2 separate regions of the Mus musculus genome follow, and region 1 is linked to region 2. The links are chromatin contacts, found by Hi-C or POLR2A ChIA-PET in ENCODE. All regions are on one chromosome and are shown on one strand. Each heading gives the region's core, a stretch centred on a gene start or an enhancer-like site at or near the end of the contact. The rest is flanking DNA. Distances are from core to core; before and after follow the strand shown.

Region 1 (2,744 bases), core at 23-2,522, 170 kb before region 2:
TCTCAACTAACCCAGATGTCTGGGAGCTCCCAGAGACTGAACCATCAACCAGGCAGCATACACTGATCCTAGGCCCAGGGCACATACATAGCAGAGGTCTGCCTGGTCTGGCCTCAGTGGGAGATGTGCCTAATCCTCAAGAGACTTGAGACTCCAGGGAACAGAGATGCCTAGTGGTGGGGAGCACCCTCTCAGAGGCAAGGGGTGGAAAACTGGAATAAAGAACTGTGGGAGGAGGGACCAGAGGGGAGGCAATGGCTGGAATGTAAATAAATAAAATAATTTAAAAAAAAAAAGAAAAAAGAAAAAAAAATCCAGTCTAGTATTTTTAATTAATTTAATTTATGTAGGTAGAAATTTTGGCAGCATATTTATCTGTACACCATATCCCTGTGTATCTTCCATCCCTGTGGAGTCAGGAAGACAGTTACAAGATAACATGTGGGTGCTGGAAATAAAATCTAGGTCCTCTGAAAGAGCAGCCAGTGCTCTTAACTGCTGAGCCATCTCTCCATCCCAGAGTCTCTATACATACACTGTTAGAAATCTCACCACCAAGACTGTAGTACTCCAAAGCTCATTACACATTCATGAGATTCCCTTGTCATATGCTCTGCACAGACAACCTGATGAGGCCATGTGGTCAGAGAAGCTTGGTCTCTGGCTATAAGGGGAGTAAACCTTTTAGTGTGTGAATGAAAACACACAGGACAAAGCCAACTCTCATGGCTTGCAGAGAGATGACTTGTGTTTTGCTTTATCTGATCAAAGCCCCCACCCTATTCACACACACCCAACGGTTAACGCACAGACTATGAAAAACAAACAGAGCAAGAAGCAGCTGCAGTTGTGAACTGATTTGCACATTACACAGTTAGGGACTGTTCCCCCAATTCCAGCAGCGGGAAGGCAGGGGTCATGATTCTCAGGCAGGGTAAGAATAAGTCTGAACCATATTACTTGGATGTGGACAGTTCTGGAAAGTCAGAGAGTAGGGTTATTTGAAAAAATAAAATATCTCCAGAACACGGAAATATTTTTAACTTTGCTCAAAGTCGAGTTGTGGCTGCACAACAGAATTACACATCCTTAGGGAGATATCTTCCCTTCACTTGGAGTGTGAAATGCTTGGCGATATCAACCAAAGCTTCACAAATGTATGAAGGCAGAGAAAACTGGAGACTCTGAGAATTACAAAGCAAACCACGGAATACCATCCAACCATATCGCTCCCACCCATGCCCCTCAAGCAACAGCTACATGGCCCTTGCCAAGAGCCACAGTGCTGCGAAGGGTCAGCGACTCTGTTGCAGCCAAAACTATTTTTAATTTGTGCACTGGGTGGCTGAATCAAAGAAAAACAAAAAAAGGCATCTCGGGAGGCTAGGAAAAAAGGGGCATATGGAAGTAGGCAGGATGTAGCAAGATAGAGCTAGAGAAAACACAGTATTTCATTGGCTGCCTTAAAATTGGTTGCTAAAAAAATCCCTAGGATGTCCATGTTTGGCTTTGGAGGAAGGGAAGTCTTAAATAAGGATGGTAATGACAAACACGTGCGACATTCACTACAGAGTTTCCACCCCAGTTCTCACTGCTGTGTAAGTTAAATTTTTTTCATAGCAGGCATCTTTAATAACCAACCGTATAAATTTATTATTTCCATATGTTCTCCTTTTTTCTTTTTGCTCTAAATTCCAAACATTGACTTCAAGAGCTTTCAAAAGCTGAATTAAATCAGAAGAGACAGTGAGCAATTTTGCACAAATACCTTGAGAATAAGAAACTTGCATCATATAAAAAACGGTGTGAATAACGCATCTGGCCTCTAATACAAACTTATTTTGTACCATTCAGTTCACCAATCAGGCTTCAAAATGTAGGTGAGTTTTTTTTTTTTTTCTTTACATAGATCTTTCTTGAGAGAGCATCACATACTCACAAGGATTATCCCAATTGCATTTTAAAGCTTTTCCACTGAGAAATATCTTGCTTTTAACATGTCCCTTGAGGGAAAACCAGCTTAAGAGGTTTCAAATAAATAGCTTATCAACATCAAACACTATTTAATCAGATCAAAGATGTAGTGTGATTTAAGCTGTAGAAAGGGTAAATTACTTTGTATTGGGTTTAACATTGTTTAATTATACTGTACACAGTTTTGTGCCTTGGGTTCTTTAAGAATATGCTTAGCTATTTTCCCATTATCCCTTCCATAAGGCACTGACAATTACCCACGGATCACTCTTTTCTCCCTAGTTGTTCATGTATAACCATTGGCACTTCCAGCCACTCTGGATTCATTTTAATATATAAAACACAAGAATGGGGAATTACCACTGTCCCTGTTGACATCTCACATTTAGTTGAGAATCATCTGCTTGGGCTACTCTCTGGGTCTGTTTAATAGAGTGTCTTCCCAGCCATTTAGCAAAAAGTGTACTAAGGAGTCTTCTCAGAAAATACCCTGTGTGAAATGTAAGGTACAGTGTCCTTTAGAGACTCACCAGGGTTCAGATACAAAAGCAAAGATGGCTGTGTTCCATGAGGACAAAAGACACTCTATGGATATTCAACAAGCAGGAACACCAGAAAATACACAGACCACTACAAGCTGGGGGGTCCTAGGAAGTTTCTTCTCTGATAAGAGAAATCAATTTGTTAAACAGGGCTGGTATAAGAGCAATGCTGAAGGCTTCACCCTGACAAGAATACATAAAGGGTACTCCCAAACGTAACGACCGAGA
Region 2 (2,933 bases), core at 307-2,806:
GCCTCTGACACCTTACGCTGATTTGAAGTCGTCCCCACCCACCCAAGTGGGTCTCTGCCACAATACTCTTGAGAGCTACTGATGATCCCAAGACATTCTGGACCAGCACAACTTCATGGCGTGTGATCTGATCCCAGCTTCCCTTCCTGCTGATAGCCAGAGAAGATGCTGGGCAGGGAACAGTCAGAGGCCAGGAATCAGATCCTACTTAAAATACGGGTCAGCTAATTATTTTAACACTTTGAAAGTGGCTGAAAGGCAGACGCTGCCAACCTGTTCACACGTGTGGGTGAAGAAGAGTGGCGTTCTTAGCTTCTCCCTTCCTTCCCTATGCTTGCAGAACAGATGTTGACATTAGTCACCCCGCAGGGTCAGATGGCACACCACAGTCCACGTGAGTATTGTAAGACAATGCAATTCAAGTGCTGGCTGGACACAGGAAACAACGCAGAGTTTCGTGAGTAACCTGAGTTTAGCAGCAACTCAGGCCAGATGGAGCAGGAAGAGATTGACCAGACGTTGAATGTGTTGAGGCTCTGGGTAGAAGGATCCAGTCACCATGCTGTGGATATCATGCCTTCAAGCCTTCATCTCTTTTCCTCACCTCCTCTCTGTAGCTGCCAGGGCGGAACGTTCACCAGAAGCAAGACTTTGATATGCTCCAGGGCCTGGGGTCTGCAGAGGGATCTGGTAGGGTAGCAGTAGATAAGAAACCAGGTCTGCCCTTTTGATAACATTGAGCTGCCTGCTCTTATGCAAAGTGGAGCAGCAACTCCCAGTCCTGGTTATATTTTTAGCAAATGTTGCTGCTTTCTCCCCATCCCTTCACTTTCCCGGTGAAGGTGCTCCTGTGTGCAGTGGGCCTGGCCAGGAAAGCAACCCAGCTGCACGGTGATGTGTTTCTGAGAAGAGAAAGACATCAAACCACAGTGCAGCTGTAACAGTTTCTGTTCACTGGCTCATGCCAAGACTCAGACCCACCGGCATTAAAGACTGCTCACTGTAGAGCGTGCTAACACGCTTACATACGTGAACGGTTTCAAGTGTTCATGGAACTAGCACAAACCACGAGCCACTAACTTAACAGATGTCCGACGTTCTCCTTTAGGATACATCAGAACTGTGCTTCAAATACAATCTGTGTCCAAAATCCTCCCTCATGACCACTATAATTACCTCGTCCTGCCAGTATATTGAAGCTACCTAGAAGGCACTGATATTAGGAAACTGTGCAGCTAATATTCATGAAGCAAAAGCTACCAGAGTAGAAAGAATCCTCCTACTCTATAGGGTCTACGTTTGGCATTCGCTAGTTGTGTTTGCTTAAGTTACCCTGTGTTGGCTCCCAAGCCCTGTATGCACAGACACGAAGGCAAGCGTGACCGACTTAAGCATAGGATTACATGTGATCTTTTCAGTTCTCAGACATTGCACAGGAGGAATGGTGTGGCAGATGGCCTTTCCCACAGACAGCCTACGCACAGTCTCCACCCCCACACGTTCCTTTTCAGTGAGCTTTGCCTTTCACCCGTTAGGGCACACTGTTTCTCCAACCTTGAACATCTGGAAAGCCCTGGAACTGTGCAACCAAGTGTCTTCAGAGGAAATAGGCCTGTGCCAGTTTCTAGGCACAGCCTGGAGACTTCCATTTCCTGTTTCTTGAAGCCCACATCTTTGCATAGAGGAGAGCAGACGTAGGCTAGAACCCTTCCCCATCAGATATGTAAATGAAGCCGCTTCGTACACCCAGCTGTGAGAGACCAGCTGTGTTGACTCCAGGGCCAGCCAATGACTGCAACTGGATGAGACCCAAGAAACTATCCAGTAGAGTCCAAGCCCCCAAGAGGCCATGCAGCAAGATAATATATGGTGGTAGCTTGAACTACATAACTGTACTTACAAGCAATTATTGATTTATTTTGTTTTCCTTCAAAACGAATGAGAAAAATAAGCTCCTGCCGAAGAAAAGAACCCTCCCCTTAAGCTCTAGAAGCCAACACAGGGCGTTGAGACAGTGAAGATGCAAGAGGGCAAGACGTTAAGCTCAGGCAGTGTTTAGATGAGGTGTTTTTATTTGCAGAACTTGGTACTTAGGGAAAAGCCATCAAGTGCTGAGCATATTGCTGCACTGCCTAGATAGGTCTGGCTATTATCATCCTCGCTCTTCCAATTCTGAAAGCACAACCAGCTGTCAGGTATACTACAGCCTTTGGAACCGGAACCTCTGACTACAGTGACACAGTGCTACAGGGATGGCAGCCAGCCCTTGGGGATAAAGGCTTCCCATGTGAGGCAGCCAGCTCTGCCTCACCCCATTTTCTCTTTGCAGGACTGAAGCAAAAGTGTGCAACCTCCTTCCTGGCTACTGCACTTGTCGGCTCCTTCCTGAGAAGTCAGGGATTCACTTTACCACTCTGGTGGGCAGGCTACCCTACTGGAGAGCTGTGTGTATGACCTGCCCACGTCCTGTAGCCCACTGAGAGCTAGGCCGTTCCACCCTCTACAGAACTTCATGCTCATAGCTTCATGCTCATCCCCAACCACTAAACCCAAATGACTTCAAGTATTTCAATTTTAAAAATTTAACACATAAAACTCTGATACCAAGACTATTCCAGACACTGACCCTGGTATAAAGAAATGAACTGGGCCCAAACCTTCTGGTCACATTATAAACAAATCCCATGTTTTCAATACTGCCTCTCCTGGTACTCAAATCCCTGTGAAATCCCACGAGTATATTTGAAAGTGACCATGAGCTTAGGTTAGTATTATTCATTTATTCTGTCTAAAGCTTTTCAGGAACAAGCTTGATGGAGCAGAATGGATTATGGAAGGGGAGTCTTTTTGATAAGCCCAGTGGTTGCTAAGTCTTCTGTCTGCCTTTAAATGCTCAGATAATTCTTTTATACTTGCCGGTGTCGTTTGGAACT

What was found. A loop is a pair of places that touch in the nucleus more often than their neighbours do. ChIA-PET counts read pairs that join two places held with the same protein, here RNA polymerase II (POLR2A).
Region 1: a map of mouse trophoblast stem cell shows a loop between it and region 2 (2.3-fold over the local background). The contact joins two enhancer-like sites. A Hi-C loop is called at or near these places in 1 of 37 maps with a recorded cell type or tissue (mouse trophoblast stem cell). POLR2A ChIA-PET finds 5 or more read pairs at or near these places in 1 of 5 experiments (Patski).

Annotation. Positions count from the first base shown.
Region 1 is chr15:32,431,796-32,434,539 of GRCm38, reverse strand. The region is part of intron 3 of Sema5a (sema domain, seven thrombospondin repeats (type 1 and type 1-like), transmembrane domain (TM) and short cytoplasmic domain, (semaphorin) 5A); the gene reads right to left. Among named protein-coding and RNA genes, the nearest start is that of Sema5a, 190 kb to the right of the region's middle. Within about 2 kb of position 1,272, at least 2 of the 3 ENCODE cell types and tissues checked have a DNase peak (open chromatin) inside an H3K27ac peak, as active enhancers do.
Region 2 is chr15:32,264,319-32,267,251 of GRCm38, reverse strand. All of the region lies in intron 1 of Sema5a (sema domain, seven thrombospondin repeats (type 1 and type 1-like), transmembrane domain (TM) and short cytoplasmic domain, (semaphorin) 5A), which reads right to left. Among named protein-coding and RNA genes, the nearest start is that of Sema5a, 21 kb to the right of the region's middle. Within about 2 kb of position 1,556, at least 1 of the 3 ENCODE cell types and tissues checked has a DNase peak (open chromatin) inside an H3K27ac peak, as active enhancers do.